Regions from separate parts of the Homo sapiens genome. Here region 1 is linked to region 2. Evidence: chromatin loops called from intact Hi-C (ENCODE). Cell type or tissue: endothelial cell of umbilical vein. All regions are shown on one strand. Each heading gives the region's core, and the rest is flanking DNA. Links, peaks and the distances in the headings are about the cores only. Region 1 has its middle 41 kb from the start of MAGEA4-AS1. Region 2 has its middle 9.3 kb from the start of GABRE.

What was found. A loop is a pair of places that touch in the nucleus more often than their neighbours do. Peaks named below come from ENCODE experiments on the same cell type or tissue, not always from the same donor. Only the 100,000 strongest peaks of a DNase experiment are listed, where the experiment ranks them.
Region 1: a loop joins it to region 2, with 7 times the contacts of the local background. A loop is called at or near these places in 4 of 110 quality-filtered maps.

Annotation. Positions count from the first base shown.
Region 1 is chrX:151,865,285-151,875,374 of GRCh38, reverse strand. No RefSeq gene overlaps it. Among named protein-coding and RNA genes, the nearest start is that of MAGEA4-AS1, 41 kb to the left of the region's middle. In endothelial cell of umbilical vein, for the core only: no CTCF peak of the experiment used is centred there; DNase peaks (open chromatin) are centred at 3,974 and 4,594; H3K27ac peaks cover 1,640 bases.
Region 2 is chrX:151,978,937-151,989,026 of GRCh38, reverse strand. No RefSeq gene overlaps it. Among named protein-coding and RNA genes, the nearest start is that of GABRE, 9.3 kb to the right of the region's middle. RefSeq lists a silencer at 2,759-2,978. In endothelial cell of umbilical vein, for the core only: no CTCF peak of the experiment used is centred there; DNase peaks (open chromatin) are centred at 2,806, 4,516, 5,556 and 6,626; H3K27ac peaks cover 4,819 bases.

The sequences.
Region 1 (10,090 bases), core at 1,946-6,945, 110 kb after region 2:
CAACCTCTGTAGGCCTACTAAGGATTGGGCTGCTGTTCTTGGGCAAGCAAGGTGCTGCTAGGATCTGGGTACTGATAGGACTGAGGCCACCCCAGAGGCTTAGCAGCCTGGAGCACCAGGTCTTCATTTAACTCCTCCTTCCACAAAGAAGACCTATTTGGAGACTGAAGACACCTGCAGGGTATTAACAAGACTTGAAATGCTGATTAATAATAATATCAGCTGATAATTTGATGCTTATTATGCCCTGGACATTGTTAAATGCTCATAAACCGGGATTCCATAAAAAAATTAATACAGAAAATGAAATGCAGTAGAAATACCTGGAAAAGCAAATTAGAGAAAATTAAATGAAAATGATCATCCATACTCCATGTCCTATCCATCTGGAATCATTAATTCTCCTATCATTTCCACAGAGCCTACTCTGGGCCAGCCATCTTAGATGCCATCTCTGTGGTCCCATCTTCACTGGAAAATTTTAGAAGTGCAGACCAGGCACATTGGAAGTAAGTTATTTGGGTTGTTCCTTTGACTGTGCTTGCTGCCGGTCACTGACCATCTGAGCCAGTGCCCTGGCGTTGAACCAGCCTTAGTCTCTCCCAAAGGTTTCTATCCACTGGCCACCTCCCCACATTTCTCTGCTCCCCTAAAATGAATGAGAAGGACTTACTAAAGGTACTCAGCAAGGCCTTGCCAAAGTTACAGGTGTCCCCTTCCTTTTCTCACTAATGCTACCCTAGCTCTCCAGCTTCCCTTTTGGGCATGTATGGAGGGTTCATGTTTCAGTTTCTTCTGAGCATTTAGCTCTGTGCTAGTGCTTGTGGGAGGATTCCTGAAAAGTAACACAAATCCTGAGGTCTGGATTAACTAGAGGGGACCAAAAGGAAGGGGGAGAACAGCATCCATCTGTCTGCAAATGGGAGACAGAGGTGCCTATGGCACTGCTCCTCTCACTGTAATTACACCCTGCAGACTGAAAGAAGCCTTCCTGCCAGGCTCCCCACTTTGGGGAAAGAGCACCTTACAGTGAAAGTTTCTGTGACAAAAAGAACTAGAGCAAAGAAAAAAAGTGTAGATGATGATTTCAGAGGCTGGAAAGCATAGAGAAAACTGGTTTAAAATAGGTTTTCTGTTGAGTGTCACTGGTGGTTAATAAAGTAGAACACTGGACTGCATGCAAACCTCTGTGCTGGTAATGTCTCACCCATGGGGAAGAGGTGGCTCTGAGCAGTCTCTTGGGGAAAAAAAAGTCCCATCTGCTGAGGCCCAGCAGCCCGAATTCCTTGTAGAATCGTTCTCAACAAAATACTACATAGGCTTCTTCCCCTGTCTCCACTCTCTATAGGCCCAGGGCCAGTGATGTGAAAGCCTGACATCTTGAAATTAAGCTTGTGGGCCCATGGCTGTTAGTTCTGAACCAGTCCCAACAGATTGGGTATAGTGGAAGATTCAACCCAGATGCATGCACACGCACACACACACACACACGCACACACACATATATATGGAGAGAGAGAGAGAAAGAGAAGAGAGGAGACAGAGAAAGAGGAGAGATAGAAGAGAGGAATGAGAGAGAGAGAGATTTATCATGAAGTATTGGCTTACACCATTATAGAAGCTGAGAAGTCCCACGATCTGTCTGCAAGCTATAGACTCAGGAACGCTGGTGGTTTGGCTCAAAAGCCTGATATCTGGAAAGCCGATGGTGTGAATTCCAGCCTGGATCTGAAGACCTGAGAATCAGGAGCACTGAGGGCAGGAGAAATGAATATCCCCACTCAAGCAGTCAGGCAGAGAGCAAATTAAACCTTCCTCTGCCTTTTGGCTCTATTTGGACCATAAATAGATTAGATCATGCCGACCCTCATTGGGGATGGCCATCTGCTTTACTTAATGCACTACTTTAAATGTTAATCTCTTTCAGAAACACCCTCACACACACGCCCAGAAAAAAAAAAGTTTAACCCAATATTTGGGCATTTTGTGGCCCAGTCAAGTTGACACACAAAACTAACCATCACAAACATCAAGCCAGGAATCTAAACTGGAGCCCAACCTGATTTCATCCCTGACTGGATGTTTGGCTTCTGACCAATCTTTGCTCCATATCCAAGCCTTAGCGTCATTACTAGAACAATGGGGAGGCAGATGAGGTGGAATCTGAGGGCCTTCCCATTCTGCATATAGGATGCTGGGATGCCAGGAGTTAGGGACTTCCTTATCTTTTTTGCCACACCTGCCACCCTGCATTCCTACTTCAAGAAGGCTCAGATGTGCTGGCCTCCAGCTCTTCTACAGAAAGCTTCCCCTTGTTGGGTCCCCATCAACCCATCAACAGCTCTACACAGGGCTAAGGGAAAGCATTTAATCCCAGCAACAGGTGTTTGATCTTTCCATTATGTGTCCTAGTAATTGCCCCCAAAGGCCTCTCAAAGCTGCTAAAATCATGCTATTAGTTTGGGGTGTTTTGCCAATAAGAATACAGACAGAATTGTTGCTCTTTTGCTCTTCAGGCTGTTTAACTGAAGTTACACCCTAGCAGAACCAGAATCAAGACTAAGTTCAGGCTGAGAGTCTCATGAGGTTTGACATCTGACAAGTCTTTTGGAACTAGGTGTAGCTGTATCTGCGGTAATGCACTAATTCTGCCCACTGGGTAAAAAGCAACCATATCCCCATCTGGGCTCTGCACTGGTGGTGCAATACAGCTGGTCAGATTCTAAAGAATCTCAAGATTTCACATGGGCCCCTTTTCGAGTGGAAAGGCCCACATTATCAATTGCCTGCAATGCACCTGGCTGCTCAACATACATGTTGCACTTCACTGTGGCCAAACCTGACCAAATCAGCCCTCCTTACTCTACTGCTCCTCCAGAATTCCCCATTTTAAGGGTGGTGCTCTCATCTTCCTGGAAGATTCCTGAAGGCATCCTGGGAACTGCCTTTATCCTTCCTCTCCCTCTTTGTAGTTTGAGGACAAATTCTATCCATTCTGTCTCTTCTCCAACCCCAGTTCCAGTGCTTTAGCCTCCCTCAACTCTCACTGAAATCATGCTATCATCTTCAAATGGAACTCTCTATTTTACCTCCACACATTCTGTTCTCTAGACTGACTTCCAAAACACAGATATTTGTGACTATCCTGTCCCTACCCACCTCCATGCAACTCAGACACCTTCCTTTGCTCTGGGGCACATACTAAATAACAGTTGATTGTGTGGCTGCACGGTCCTTGGTATGTTGTCCTTAGCTGTTGCATCTCCTCCCTTCCTACCTCTTCACCCTCAAACACCTTAGAGTTCTTCCCGTGCCCTGAGCAGATTTTGTACTGTATCACTTCTTTCTCTTGCTTACACAGTTCTCTCAAAGTGGAATGCCTTGCATCTAATCTCTACATGTCTGAAGAATTGCATCTTAAAAGACTCAGCTCAAATGCTGCTTCCTCCAGGATACTTTGTTGGGTTGCAATCCTGTTGGTTATTTGGCTGCTGTAGTAATTTGTAGCTCAGAAAACTTATTACTAATTTCCTTATAGAATTATTAACTGGCCACAGATCTACTTGCACCTCCAAACTGTGAGCATCAATAGGGCAAAGATCAAGTGTGACCTATGGCAGTGTGCCCATGCCTAGGAGAACAATGAATACAGACTGCAGATATCTCGGACATTGAAGATCACCAAAATTCTCCAGACAAGAACCACGACCCAGCCTGGAGTAATATCCTTTTATGCTAGGTTAATTCAATTTAGGACCAGCTCGTGGGATATTAGACTAACAAGTATGCAGGTGGAGGCCTGGGGGCCACATAAATATGCAGGATGGCTTGCCAAATCTCTGCCCCATCAGGCTATTTACACAGGTAGTTGGACCCTGCCTACAGATGAAGCACAGTGTGGGCAGAGAATTACTCACTTGTTCAGGACATAGATAAGATCCTTCCAGACCAGAGAGCTGTGCTTGGCAGGGGTACAAATAGCTTCAATTTCAAAATCTTTAATGACTCAACCAGAGTAATAACTTAGACCTGCATCATAGCTGCCTGCTGTGAGGGCCCCAAAGCCCCAAGCTTTATGTCTGCAATGAGACTTGTCCTCAGCATTGAACCTAAATCCTCGAAACACCCGACAGAGGCCTGATGAATAGTTCTAGCTATTTGCCCTAAATGATGAATAGTTTTAGCTATTTACCCTCCCCATCAGGAGAGGGAGAACATTGCTAAGCAGAAGACCCAACTAAATGAGGTAGAGAAGCCCTGGGTGGGCTTCTGGGCAGTTCATTGCCTCTCAGAGACCCTGTGGTGGGAGCAAAAAGGTGGCACAGCTGAGATCACTTCATTAAGGGGGACCACAGCAACCATAGCTAGAACTCAACTTCCTGCTGTAAGTTCAGATATCCCTTGTTCTCTGAAGAACTGCTGTATCTTTCATTGTCTATGGGCATCTAGGTGAATTCAAGAACAGAAAGCAAAGTGAAACATAAAACAACACATTTTCCCTACCAGAGACCTGACCTCTCCTTTGTTACTGAGATAAAACAAAATACCAAAAGACTTGCGTCCCTTCCCCAACAACAGCAGAGAGATTGCCAATGGGTGAGTCACAGAGAGGGCAATGAGGTCATGGAATGCATGCTCATTCCCATGAAAGCAGAATTAAATCCATCCTATTGGATGGCCCATAGTATCTTTAAATTCAACATATTCAAATTCAAATTCATCTTCCAAATCTTATGCTCCACAATTTCCCTGGTATCTGAAAATGACAACATTTACCCAATTATTAAAGCCAGTAACTTAAGATTCCTTTATGACTCCTCAATCATCATTCTACCTCTCACCTATTCCATCATGAGTTACTTTTTAGCCTACCTTCTAAATCTCTCTACAATATATCTGCTTACTCTACTACTTCACTGTCACTGCCCTAGTCCAAGCCAACATCAACTGTGGCCTAAACTACAGCAATAGCCCCTAATTGGCCTTACTGCCTCTACTCTAATCCCCTCAAACCTATTCTCCATTCAGCAGTCAGTGTGCATTTTCACTCTCCTACCTCATATACTCCAAGGGTTTTCCAAGGTCCTGAAGTCTTAAATTTGGACCATGACCTACAAAACAGTCGTACTCAGAGTTGCTTAAAAAGCATAGCCAAATATGAAGTTTACATCCTAAGGCTTTATTTAGCGATTCAGTCTTGAGACAGCAAGAGTGATGTGAAAAAGATAAGTCAGGTAAGAAAGGTAGGAAAGCAAATATCAGGTGGCAGACTATGCAGCTGTCCAGAATTTCCAAAGAAACTCAGCCTGTTGCTCAGGGGCATTAGGCATCTGTGGACAGTTGGAATGGAACCACCTTGCTGCAGAATAGTCGATTCTATCTCTTGTTGCTTATTGATGAAAATTCAACTCAGAAGCTACTAACCTACCTGTACATTCAGGTTATGCTATCCACCCTTCAGGTATCCATTATGGAAGTGAGACCCCATGGTGCCTAAGGCACTTCATCTGAGTCTAGAAGTGATAGGAGGGACCAGGGCTTCTATTGGATGCAGTAGGATCAGGCCTGGGTAGCACAACACTTGCAACTTCTACCACGGTAGACTCAGTGGAGGATACAATGGAGCCTAACCCTCACCTTGAAGTAGAAAGTGACTAAAATTACTGACAGTGCTAGGTAATAAGGCAATAGCAGTGGCATATGGGGCTTTTCATTGAGAAAATGACTTTGTGTCTGGAAAGTGGGCAGGGCTGAGCAAAACTGGGGTGGCATATAACTAGAATCCAATACAAACAGAGAGCCTGATTAGACCAGCTTCATCTGACGACATGTTTCTTGCTTTCTACACTTCGGTCTCACTGAACTTCTGAATCCTCTAGAAGTGCACTATGCTATGTGGCTACATAAATGTAGATTGATTAAAATTAAATAACATTGGGACTTCCACTTCTTGCCAAGTTAAAGTAATAAGGATTAGATTTATTCTCCTGCCTGAAAGAACAAAATGTGTGAAACAATACTTTTCAGGACTCTGTGCATCACGTAACAAAGAACAGTGATCCTGGAGAAAAGAGAAACAGTTGGTGAGTACTATGATTTTCCCAGCTTATTGCCTAGAAAATCTTCTAAGATGTGATGCAAGGAGGGAAAACCCAGGCAAAGCCTTACAGTATCCCTGAATTGAAGACTTCCAGCTTGGATTTTGGGAAAACAAAGACAGCCAGAGCTTGTAGTGCAGAATATTGGAGAGTAGAAAGATACACATAGAAATAATTCCAGATGTCTGTGGAGTGCCCCCCTCAAGTATTCAACAGAATACTGATCAGCACATGCATATGAGGAAACTATTGGAGGCTGGGGTAAGAATTATCTAAAAGGATGAGAGTGAAGGACATAGCACTCACACAATCTGGAACAGTACCTGCTGCCACCAGCCAGACTAGACAAATTCGTAATTCACCTGACAATGGATAGAGTACACAGTATTCTTGCTTCAAAAGTGAGGAATTATGAACCCTAGACTGAGCAATGTCCCACTCCCACCTAATAAATCAAAAGGACCAGACTGTTTCTAATTAACTTAACTGCATTCCAGAATGAAGATTGATAATGTTTATAGGAATTCAAAAATATAGCACTTGACAAGGTAAAATCTAGCACCTGACAAGGTAAAATCAAAATGTCTGGCTCCAAACAAATATTGCAGGCATGCAATGAACTAGAAAAATCCAAACAACAGAAAGAAAAATTAATCAGTTGAAACCAACCCAGAAGTGATACAGATATCAGAATTAGCAAACATGGACATTAAAAGAATAATTATAATTGTGTTCCATATGGTAAAAAGTTAAGTAGAAATGTGACAGATATAAAAAGACACAAATCAAACTTCTGCAGATGAAAACTTAAAAAAATGAGATAAAAATGCACTAGATGAGATTAACTAACAAATTAGATATTTCAGAAAAAAAGAAAAGTGAGCTTGAAGATATAGCAAAATAAACTATCCAAGATGGGAAGCTGAGAGAAAAGAGAAGTTAAAAAAAATAGCAGAGCATCACTGAGCTGTAGAAAACTGCAAGTGCTCTAATATACATATAATTAGAGTCTCTGAAAATGAGAGGCAAACAGAAAAATTATGTAACAAAATGATGTCCTTTTTTTCCAAATTTGATGAAAAATATAAACCCACTGTGTTAGCCCATTTTGCATTGCTAAAAGTAATACCCGAGACTGGGTAATTTATAAAGAAAAGAGGATTATTTTGGCTCATGGGTCTGCAGGCTATACAGGAAGCATGGTGGTGCCAGCATGTGCCTCTGGTAAGGCCTCAGGAAGCTTACAATCATGGTGGAAGGCAAACAGGGAGCCAGTGTGTCACATGAAGAGAGAAGGAGCAAGAGAGAGGGAAGAGGGTCCAGGTTCTTTTAAACAACCAGATCTTGCATGAACTCATAAAGTGAGAACTAACTTAATACTGTGAACACAGCATCAAACCATTTGTGAGGGATTGTTCCCCATGACACAAACACCTCCCACTGAGCCCACCTCTAATATTGGAAGTCACATTCCAACATGAGATTTGGAGGGGATAAAACATCCAAACCGTATCACCCACCAATCCAAAAAGCTCAGCAAACAGGGATCACAAGAAACATGAAGAAAATTACACCAAGGCACATCACAAACAAATTATGAAAAACAGAGATAATAAGAAAACCTAGAGGAGACAGAAAAGAAATATGTAGCAGAGGAATAAAGATAAGGGCATAAGATTTTTGTTGGAAATAACGCAAGTGAGAAGATAGTGAAGCAATATTTTTAAAGTATTGAAAACAACATGTCAACCTAATATTCCACACCCAGGAAAAATGTCACTCAAAAAGGAAGTGATATGAAAATCACATGATATGGTATGATATGATATGAAAAATGAAGCTTTTTTCAGACATACAAAAGGTGAAAGACATCAGCACTAACAGATCATCCCTTCTATTCCCAGTTTATTAAGTGTTCTTACCAAGAAAGGGGGCTGAATATTTTCTGCATCTATTGAGATGATCATGTGATTCTAGCAACCAATTAATATTATATATTACATTATTTCCAGATATTAAACCAACCTTGTATTCCTGGGATAAATCCCACATGGTCATGCTTTATAATTCTTTTTAAATGTTGCTGGATTTGGTTTGCTATTATGTTGTTGGAGTTTTTGCATGTCTACATTTATAACTGAAGAGAAAGAAATACTTTCCATCTCAATTTATGAGACCAACATTATCTTAATAATAAAAGCAAATAAAGACATTACAAGAAACGAAAACTAAAGACCAATATCTTCAAGTACATAATTTTAAAAAGAATCTTAAAATATTTTTAGCAAATTAAAAGCCAGCAACATGTAAAAAGGATACTACATCATGTTCAAGTAGATTTATCCCAGGAATGCAAGTTTGTGTTAATGTTTGAAAATTAATCAATGTAGTACATCATATTAACAAATCTAAAAAGACCCATATGATGACCTCAGCAGAAGCATTCGGCAGTATTCAAAATCCATTACTTATGAAACCTCTGCACAAACTAGGAATAGAAGAGAACTTCCACAACCAGATAAAAGTAACTTATAAGAAATCATAATACATTATGATAAAGGAATGAATGACCTTGCTTGAAGATCTGGAACAAGATAAGGAGTTCACTTTCATCACGTCTATTTAACATTGTACTAGAGATTCTAACCACTGCAATAAAGCCAGAAGAAAAATAAGGGAAGAAGAAGGAAGGAAGGAAGGAAGGAAGGAAGGAAGGAAGGAAGGAAGGAAGGAAGGAAGGAAGGAAGGAAGGAAGGAAGGCAGGCAGGCAGGCAGGCAGGCAGGCAGGCAAGCATGTAGATTGAAAAAGAAAAATAAAAACCCTTTATTTGCAGACATTATTATAATCTACATAGAAAATCTGACTGAATCTTGTTTAAAAGTCTGAAACTAGTGTCTTTGATAAGTGCTGTAGTCAGAATAACAGTCTTCTAAAGATGTTCATATTCTAATCTTCAGAGCCTGTGAATATGTTACCTTCCATGGCAAGAGGGGCTTGGCAGGTGTGATTAAGTTAAGGAACTTGAGATAAGAATATTATTCTGGATTATCCTGGTGGGCCTAATGCAATCATAAAAGGAAAGCAAAAGGGGCAGAGTCAGAAAGAGAGAAACATTGGAAGATGTTATTCTGCTGGCTTTAAGATGGAAACTGGAACCATGAGTCAAACAATATGAATAGCCTCTGGAAGCTAGAAAAAAAAGGAGATTCTCCCCCAAAGACTCCAGAAGGAGCACAGTCCTGATGACACCTTGATTTTAGGCCACTGAGACTAATTTTGGAACTCTGACTGCCAGAATTGTAATATAATAAATTTGTATTGTTTTAAGCTACCAAGTTTGTGTTAATTTGTTATAGCAGTCATAAGAATCTAATATAGCAAGTTTGCAGGATATAAGATCAATAAACAATAATCAATTGTAGATGTATATGGTAATGATAAAAAAGAGAAATTAAAATTTAAAAATACTGCATACAATCACTTCGAAAAGTATGGAATACTTAGGGATAAATCTGACAAAGGAATGAGACACTTAGACACTGAAAATTACAGAACATTGCTGAGAAAATGAAATACCAAAATAGATATACTGTGTTCCTGGATCAGAAGACCCAATATCATTAGAATGTTAATTTTCCTAAGCTGTTCTATAGATTCAATGCAATTCCAATCAAAAATCACAAAACACGTATTTTGTAGAAATAGGAAATCTGATGCTAAAATTAATATGGTAATGTATGCACCTAGAATACCCAAAACAACTTTGAAAAAGAGAAGCAGGAAAATACCCATCTAATAGCAGATTAATAACCAGAATATATAAGGAGTTCAAAAAACTCAGTCTAATAATCCAATCAAAAATGGGCAAAATATTTGAATAGACATTTCTCAAAAGAAGACATACAGATGGGAAACAGACATATGAAAAGTTGCTCAACAACATTGATCACCAGAGAAAAACAAACCAAAACTACAATGACACATCATCTCA
Region 2 (10,090 bases), core at 1,881-6,880:
GGATAGCTATATGCCCAGCTACAATTTTATTTTATGGAAGAAAATGAAACTAGATTCAGCTACACAGCTAGCAGCTTTGGCCACACCAATTTCCTCTTGCTTCCTTCACACCTACAAGCTAGGCTTAACCTTTCACTTGCATTTATACCTAAAGGTCTTTATATAACTTAGAAAAAAATTTATTTAGCCTTTATCATACTTGGCCTTCCCAACAGTACTGTGAGGCAGGCAAGGTGTAAATTTTTGGCTCTAATGGAAAAAGAAATATATCAAGGCTCAAATTATCTCCCACACGAGTGGCAAGCCTGAGGTTAGTACTCCAGTCACCTAACTCCAAGCACGTGCATTTTCTTTTACTATCCTATGTTCCATCTTTCCTGCTTTCTAAGAGTCATCTGCATATAGTTCTTAGTTCAGTTCACCTCCATTGTTGCCCTGCGTACTGCTTTCACACTTACCAGGACATAACACAGCCTCACATGAACAAGACTCTCTTTATCTTGCCAGTTTGATGGTATGTGTTCCCAATGAGGATTCCTAGGCCTTGTCAGACCAAGGTGTTTTCTGTCCTTTGCATCATTTCTTTAAACAGGTTCTCAATCCCATTGTACGTCACTCACTCCCTGGCATACCCTCCCTTTCGTTCTCTTCCAGCCTATGTTCATCAGCTCCTTCAACTCTGAGTCCAACACACACTTTTGAACAACTTTCACTATGCTCCCTCAATATTCATATCCACAGATAATTTATGTGGCTGCCCTTGTGTCTCAATAGTTCTTTCTTTACACTGGAGCCAGAATGCTGTTTTAAAGTTAAGTCTGATCATGCCACTTGTATTAGTCTGCTAGGGCTGCCATAACAAAATACCTCAGACTGGGTGGCTTAAACAACAGAAATACATTGTCTCATAGTTCTGGAGGCTGGACATCACAGACAAAGGTGTAGGTAGGGTTAACTGCTCCTGAGGCCTCTCTCCTTGGCTTGTAGATGGTGTCTTCTCCCTGTGTCTTCACATGGTCTTCCTTCTGGGTGCGTCTGTGTCCTAATCACTTTTTCTTTATGAGGACACCAGTCACATTGTATAAGGGCACACTCTAATGACCTCATTTTACCTTAATTACCACTTTAAACACCCTATCTCCAAATGCAGTCACACTCAGAGGTAGTGGGGGTGAGGACTTCAACTTAAGAATTTGTAGAGGGTCCACAATTCAGCCCAAAAATCTACTCCTCTTCTGAAAAGCACTTTAATGGTCCTCCCATCTCATTCAGAGTGAAAACTAGTGTCCTTCCAACAGCTCTGAAGACATTTCAGGATCCGGCTCCTGCCACCTATCTGACCTTATGTCCTACCACTCTCCTCTTTGCCCACTCTGCTTAGTCACACTTGCCCCATTGCTATTTCTTTGACACAGTGGGCATGCGCTCACCCACCTCGGGGCCCTTGTCTTTCTCCTCCCTCTCTCTGGAATTTTTCCCCTCAGATATCCACATGGCTCATTCTCTCCATCCAATTCCCTTATCAATCATGGCATCCTAATACAAATAATGACCTGAACCCTCAGCACTATACCACCCCCTCCTCTACTTCATCTATCTTCCTAGCGTTTTCCACCTTCAAATATATAGTGTCATGGACTTATTTTCAAAGCATTTCCTCCCACAAAATGAAAGCCTCAGGAGGTCAAGGATCCTTCCTGCTTTGCTTGCTTCTGTATCCCCAAGCTTCAAAAGAATCCCTGACATACCGGAAGTGCTCAGAAAATATTTGCTGAAAGAATGAATAAGGCACACTTATTGAGAACACAACTGAGAGAGAGAGAGGAAGAAAAAAAGGGAAAGCCTCCAGAGCAATTGAAATCGTGACCACGAATCCCAAGCTCCATATCACATGCACTTTCTTCAGAGAGGGCCCCCTCAGGATTTCACTCAGAGCCCACAAACTTTAGTTTACATAAAATTCTATGAAACGTAGGTATTTAAATTCCAATCTCAAAGTAAATAAGAAGTAGCGAGAAAAAGTGGATTCATGCAAGCAGCAAGCTCAGTGATGATCATAAGAAGTGGCAGTTGACAGATTGACAGCAAAGAAAGAGAAAAAAAATCCTGTAAAAAGAGAGACACGCCAAAAAGCACATCCATCTAGGCCATTTTCCATAGGAATAAAGTGACTTTGTCTAAGTGGCAACCAAGACAACTGCTGTCATGGCCAAGGACAGGAAGCGAAGTTTACAATAAGAACCAGGAGTCATTAGGAACAGGTTACATATGTCTGGTGTGCTTCCTTTCCCTAGGGTAGAAAAATAAGCCTTATCTGGGAGATGAGTTTCCCTCATAATATGGTTTAAATAATACTTTTCAAGAGCATTGATGCTAAAAGTGGTGAACTTCCTTTCAGTACTCTTGTGTAGATCCCTCACTCCCCAGGCTGGAAAATGTGATACAAGAAGTATGGTTGTCCTCAGTGCAGTTCTCCTGCTCACTGCTTCCTGCTGAGGACTCAAAGAAATGGCATCTCGTTTCCCTGAAGGCAGAAACCAGAGCTTGCATTGTCTTCCTTGGTACCCTCTTTCCTCCAACTCACCCCGATTTGGCTGATGTTTGCCTTATAGACTTTTTTGTACTGCCTCTCCACAAGGGCCACCTAGAGAACAGCTCTCCAGTCTGCAAAGCCCTCATTTCTGTTGAAGATGCCCTGTGAACTTTCACTGGGTCTTGTTTGCCAATCAGGCAAATCGCAGCCATTCTTCAGTGACCTACTGTTAAGAAAACAGGCCTGAGAGGGGATGAGGAAACGTGGCTGAATCCCTGTGACACAGCAGGCAGCCTAGACCCTGGACAGAGTCCAAAACCAAACCAGGGAGGCCCAGGGTGGATCCAGTGAGTCAACAATCTAGGGACATGGCCAAGGTTCAGAACTACAAGGCACAATGTACAGAACCGTGATCCAAACTGCAAGCCAGAACCCAGTGACTCCAGCAGGAGCAAAGGGAGGAGAAGGCTGGGGTAGGTGTGGGAGGAGAGCTGGGAAAGGCAAAGTTGCAGCATCCCCAGGGTCAAGAGACTAGGCAAGGTCCAAAGGCAAGTGGAATAATAACTTTGTCCCATCAATCAGAATTCTGCAGGCCCAGCTGCAGGCAGCTTACGTCTACTTTCACGAAAGCTCTAGGACTCCATCCTCTGCCCAGCTCTCTTCTGGCTCTTCATAAGCTTTCCCAGGGACCTCAGCAATTGCCACAGCTTCTATCATGATCTTGCTGCGGCTGACATTGCTATCTGAAGAACAAGGGGAAGCATGTGGCACTCAGCATTGAGGGACCTGCATTCTAGCCCCAGCTCTGTTCCTTTCTGACTGTGTAATCTTAGGCAAGTCATCTACTTTCTCTGAGACACAGTTATTTCAGCTGGGAAGCGGGAAAGATAATGTCTACCTCACAGAGTTTGGGTGAGAGCTAAATAAAATCATGAAGATAGAGCTGCTCTGTAAATCACATAGTTCTGTACAATACTATTCCTAATATTAACAAGTCAATCTATAACCTAAATATCTGTCCTACGCTCCAGCCTGATATATTCAACCGCCTCCTGGAAACTTCCACTTGGACTCAGAGTCAACATATCCCAAATTTTCAAAACCCCCATCTTCTAGTACATGGCTTCCTGTCTTCTCTGTGCAGCCCATTTCAGCGAAGGGCATCAGAGACAATCAGAGTGTCGGGGTATGGAACCTGAAACCTAATGGACTCCGTCAGTGGAACCTTCCTTTCCCAGCTTACATACAATCTGCCAACAACTACCAGGTTGGAATGAATATCTGACAGACTTTCGGCCCTTTTTCTCCTTCCCCTCTGCCCTGACCTCAGTCAAATTCTCAATATTTCTGTCCCAGAATGTTGCAACACAGTCTTAAGAGACCTAGCTACTTCTGGTCACACACCCATTTCCTCAAATCCAGACTTGCCATCACAGCCAGGTTAACCTTACAAAACACAAATCTGACTAAACTGCTTTCCTTAAATCCTTGAAAGCCCCCTTGTACACCTAAAGGAGAAAACGTATGCCAGTTTCACTTCTCACTCTATCCCTTAAAGTATCCACTGTTCTCACCTCTCCCGATGAGAAACATCCTGAACAGACCAAGTCCTGGCCAACGTCTTTGGCTTTTTTCCATTCTGATATACAAGGAGCCATATCATGGAATCGGATTCTTCCTAGAGTTAGGGAAGCCTATTTGACATCAAGAGTGCCCTGAGACAGCTTTCTTCTGCTTCCAGTGATTTTTTTTTTTTTCCCCAAACACAGCCTCATACAGAAAGCAACTGCTGACTTGGGAATACCCACAGTTCTAAGGCAGCACAGGCAGCTAACAGAACCGTGTTAGCTGTCATATGATGTTAGATTTAGTTCTTGTTCTAGTTCAAGTTCTGCCACTAAAGAAAAGAGCCAACTCCATTGTGATGTCTGTGAGATGGTCTTCGATAACATGTCAAGCTGCTGAATTAAGCAACCCAGCAGCCCACACACGAATGGACTTCCTGTTACAAATGTTTTTGTTGTCTGAGTCAGTCTGAGTAAGGGTTTCCATTATTTGCAGCTAAAAGTACTGTAAATTATCTAACACAATAGGTGACTTAAGCAATAACACAGCCTAAGTATGCAAGGGAGTTTCTCACACCAAACAAACAAAAACAGAAACTGAGGTTCAGAAAAAGAAAAATGATTTTGCCAAGAACATACTGAAAATTCGATGGTTAATTGCATAAAATATAACAATACTAATAACTATTTCTAGTCTGGATTATCAGGTGAATAAGCCCTGTTCTCTTCTAGTTTTGCTGTTAAGCTGCTGTGGACTGGAAAACCAGGTTTCTGCAAGACAGGTAGATCTGTTTGTAAACTAAGTGTAAACAGACTCTGAGTGAAGTTCCAAAAGCTTGTCTATGAAGAAATGGCAGGAGCTTTAGCATTGATTTTGGGACATTGAGATAAGTATGATGTCTCTATATACTTGGCTAATCTTTGGTCTATATCACATCAGAACTATTAGGACAATGTGTCAATTAGTTATTTTTCTTGTGAAAATAAATAATGAATGTCACAGAGTGGATGCCTCTATGTGTGTGTGGGGGGGCTCAAACTATGCCTGCCTGAGTGCACATAGCACAAGAGTAGTAGGGACAGGCTCTCTAATCTCAAGTTTAACTGTTTTGTCCTGGCCAACTTGGACTTGAAAAGTAAGGGATGATCTGATTGACTCCTCTACCTTCTCTCAGAAAATTCTTCACTTACCATGTCAAACGACTATTTTGCTGTGGAGCTTATTGAAAAGTGACACATGCTGCCCTGTGGAGGTAGTGAGCTCCTCATCTCTGGCTCAAACTGAGTTTGAATGCCCTACTTGTGAGGAAGACTTCTATTCCAGGAAAAAGTTAAGGCTGATGTCATCAAGTCTTTTATAGTCTCTTTCCAATCCTGATTTCTCTTACAGCCCTTTTAGAGGGAGAAAAATATTCTCTGTTGTTGTTCCTGTCAAAGTTGCCCATAGAAACAGGCAGTATCAAAGTGATCTAGCTCACCACTGAGCCCTTTCTATGTCATACAAGAGCACCAGCAATAAAAATGCTGGAACTGAGGCCCAACCAGTGATATCACTGATGATGCATCAGGAAAGACAGAACACCTGCTCTTTACAAAGACCTTTTTACACTTACTTCCCTGATGAGTTCACTTCCCAATCTGTTGGAGCAAATCCCTTTTGTAAGACAGGCTGCTACACACCATAAATTTGATGGCAGCTCTTCCATCCAAGGAGCCTCTTGGGGCACTTGACCAATCTCAACATTCCCAATTGTTCTAACTGATTGGCAAGCATTATGAACTCAACAATTGGTTTTCCACAGCTTTGGGAGGAGAAATGTCTTTCATTAATAGGCTACATTTCACCAGATTGCCAGGGAAAAGGTGATACTACTGGAAATGTCAGAAAGAGATTCCCTCTTTTCCTCCCTAACCTACAGCAGGGCAAGCAAGCATGGCTGGTAAGGGAGGGTAAGAAAAACACAAAGACTCTTGGCCAGGCGCGTTGGCTCACGCCTGTAATCCCAGCACTTTGGGGGCCGAGGCTGGCAGACCATGAGGTCAGGAGATCGAGACCATCCTGGCTACACAGTGAAACCCCGTCTCTACTAAAAATACAAAAAAATAGCCAGGCGTGGTGGCACGTGCCTGTAGTCCCAGCTACTTGAGAGGCTGAGGCAGGAGAATTGCTTGAACCTGGGAGGTGGAGGTTGCAGTGAGCCAAGATCATGCCACTGCACTCCAGCCTGGGCGACAGAGCAAGACTCTGTCTCAAAAAAAAAAAAAAAAAAAAAAAAAAAAGACTCTTCAGTGTAGCTGCTTGGCTTCATCTTCACCAGGAAGCTTCCTGGCTCCAAACCATTGCTGAAACATCTATTTGTTCCCTTGAGACCTTCTGGGAAAGTCTTTCTTAGGGTTGGGGTAAGGAAATATGGCTTCTCAGGATTATTCAAGCTCAGAAGCCCTGTCACCCTGACTTCAAGCTCAGAAAAACAGGCAAGCCAATAAACTATCCAGACTGTTTGGTGCAAAGTCCTGCAGCTCTGAAGGATGAGTCATCTGCTTTTACCACCACTTGAAATAAACGATAATGGCTTGGCAGCCTTTCGTATATTAATAGCCTTGTCATTTTGCCTTCCTCCCGCTCCCTTTATTCCACATTGGAATTAGAAATGGCAAAAGGGCCTTCAGAGCTGATTACCCTGTGGTTCCAAGCTTCCCAGAGAGCCCAAGAGGAGACCAAGATGTTCCCTGCACCCTGGGCAGACTGAGAGTCCCCCCCAGTCATTATCCTGTAGTCATTCTTCATGGCATTTCATACTGGAAATTATCAGATTTATTTCCTTGTCTGCTGATTGCCCGTTTCCCTGCATAAACATGTAAACTTCATGAAGGCAAAGACTTAATCTGCCCTGTCACTGCATCCTCAACACCCAGAACAGCGCCTGTGAGAGAGGAGGGAGGAGCTGGAAGTGTTACCCTCCTACAAAGAATGAGAATACACAAAGGAGGCAGGGTTGTACATTGGGGGAAGGGCTTTACGAAGGTGAGAACTATAGGGGATGTGGGTGAAGTAACCACATTTCTATATCTCTCTGACTCCAATGTCTTTTGTGTTAATTACTCTGAATTTCCAAGAGAAGGGAGAGGGTGCAGTTAATCATCTCCCTCAAACCTCAGCAAGACCCACCTCAGCCCTCCACTGTGCTCTGTGGTACTACTCTGCATTTCTTCAACTTCCACGGAACCTCTGAGCACTCCTGTGCCCCCTCCACATCTTCAAAACCTCCCACTGGCCCACCAGCACCTTGCTCTAGGAGAAAAATGCCTCCTCTACTCCCATCTCATCTCTGAATACTACTTCTACCTCTTTGTCCAAATCCAACTACAGTTCCTCCCTGCCTGGAGAATGTAGCTTCCCCTGCAGGCCTCTCGACTACTCACTCAGTCCTTAACCCAATCAATACATTGTGATTAGGTACCAGTTCTGGGAGGCAAGTGAAGAGATTCATTCTCCACACTCCATGTTTCTCAGAGTCTGGAGGTAGGGTAGTCACCTCCTCTAATTCTGCTTCCAAAGGGTTACATCTCATCCCTTCTTGCTGACTCAGTGACACCACGGCACTCCTCTTCCCTCCCTGGTAGTATAAAGGGTTGACTCTGCACTTAGGCATTCCCCTTGGCATACACACATGCTGTTATTTTCCCCATGTAACCTTCTCTAGAGTCTCCTTCCTTCTTCAACAACTGCCCTATTTTGCTGCTGCCTTCTGCAACAAAACTCTTCCAAGGAGGTTTCTAAGCTCATTATCTCTAATTCCTAGTCTTTTGTGAACCCACTTGAGCAGTCTTTTACCTCTCCTACCCACCCTTCCCAACACGCACACACACACGCACACACCATAGAAATTTTTCTTCTCAAGGGCACTAATGACTTATATGTTGCTAGCCCCAGTGGTCAATTCTTAGTCTTACTCCCCTGGACCTGCCGGCATCATTTGACAGTTGATCTCTCTCTCCTTGACTTGCAGGATGTTTCACTCTCCTGAGTGAAACATCAAGAGATGTTTTCCTCTTCCTACCTCACTGGTCACATTTCTCAGTCTTGTTCCCTGGCTCCTTCTCTTCTTCCCATCCTCTTCACCTCAGGGCTCAGTCGTTGTCTCACTCCCCTTCTCCAGCTACATGCACTCTCATGTTCATCTCATTCAGTTTCATGGCCTTAAGTGCCATCTCTATACTGATGATTCCCAAATGTATATATCCAGGCTACACTTTTCTCCCACCCACATTTCAGACTCAAGATCACACCTGAATTTGGAAGTCTAATAGACACCTCAAATCACCATGTGGAAAACTGAACTTCTGACCTATCTTCCAACAAAACCAACCAAAACTCCAGGAAAACCAAACTCCCACAAAACAAAACAGCAGAAAAAACAAACAAACAAACAAACAAGCAAACAAACAAAAACCTGTTCTATCCATAGCCTTCCCCATTTCAGCTGTTGGTAGTTCTACCATTCTGGAGCCATCCTTGACGTCTCTCTTTCTTTCACACTTCATATAATTTGGCAGGAAATCTTATTGACTCCATTTTCAAAATAGAGCCAAAGTCTGAATACCTCTCACTATCTCCACTGTGACCATCATCTCTTTTGCAATTGCTGCAGTTGCCCCTTAATTAGCCCCTCTGTTTTTATCTTCACCATCATCAATTTATTCTAAGGGAAGTGGTCCTTTAAAAAAGTAATTCAAATTGTGTCACTCCTCTTCTCATAACTCTCCCAGTGACTCCCACTTTCAATCAGAAGAAAAGTTAACTTCTTCCAATGGCTACATGACACTCCATGATTTTCCAGCTCAATCTTGTTTTCTCTCTAACCTCATCTCCTGCTACTTCCTCTTTCTTCACTCTATTCCAGCCACACTGACTTTCTTGTTGGGCCTGGAACATGTTAATAATTTTCACTTTTTCTTGATTCTTACTAGAACACTCTTTCCCCAAACATCACCTTCTCAGTGATGCTCTGCCTGAGCACCCTATTTAAAATTATCCCCCCATAGCACTCCGAATCCTACTTATCAGATTCTGCTTATTTTTCTCCAAACCATTTATTACCTTCTAATGTGCTGTATAAATATAAGTAACTTGTCTGTTCCTTATATTTATTATTTGAGGTCTGTCTCATTTCTCTGGGATGTATGCCTCACAAGAACAAGGCTTTCAATTTGCTTTTCTCATCACTATGATCTTTAGCACCTAGGCTAGTACCTGGCACATAGTAACATATATTAGTTGAATGAATGAATGAGTCTGTTTGTGTCCTCTCCTCTCCTTCTGTCCTTCCCTCCTCTGAGGAAGAAGCATTCATCCTCCACTAGCAGCCAATTCTCCCCACTGGGCTCTGACCATACACACCTGCTTCATGAAGGCTTTCCACCCTCTCCCCTTCAATTGGCTTCTCCCTCTCAGCCTATAAACATGTTTCTGTCTCATGCATCTGTAAAACACAAAAATCAAAATGCTTCAAATATTTGCCTCCCTCTAGCTGTGTCTTCCTTCATGTTGAGCTTCCTGAGGAGTTGTCTATACCTGCTGATTTCACATCCTCCTCACACATTCACCCCTCAGAGCAGACACTTTCCAGATCTCAATATTCTCAACCAACATCATTTGCCAGCATTATGGGAATTCTCCTTAAATCTCTTCCTCTCCTTCTCTAAAACCCTCTAGCCCAGAGCAGAATCAGACATGGCCCCTGCACTAAGCCTCTCTCCCTGTATTTGGTGTGGGAGACAGTCACAGTTCTCACTGCTTTCGAGCCACTTCTCAAGCAAGCTGTCTACAGTCATACGCTCTTTTCTCTTACCTGTCCATCTCACACCCCCCCTCAACTCTGTGTTGAGGATCAGCCCCTGCCCGAAGCTTACCAATAACCTCCTTGTTGAGTCATCCACTGGACACCATTCAGTCCTTGACTTATTAGCACATGATTAAAACCACCAGCCT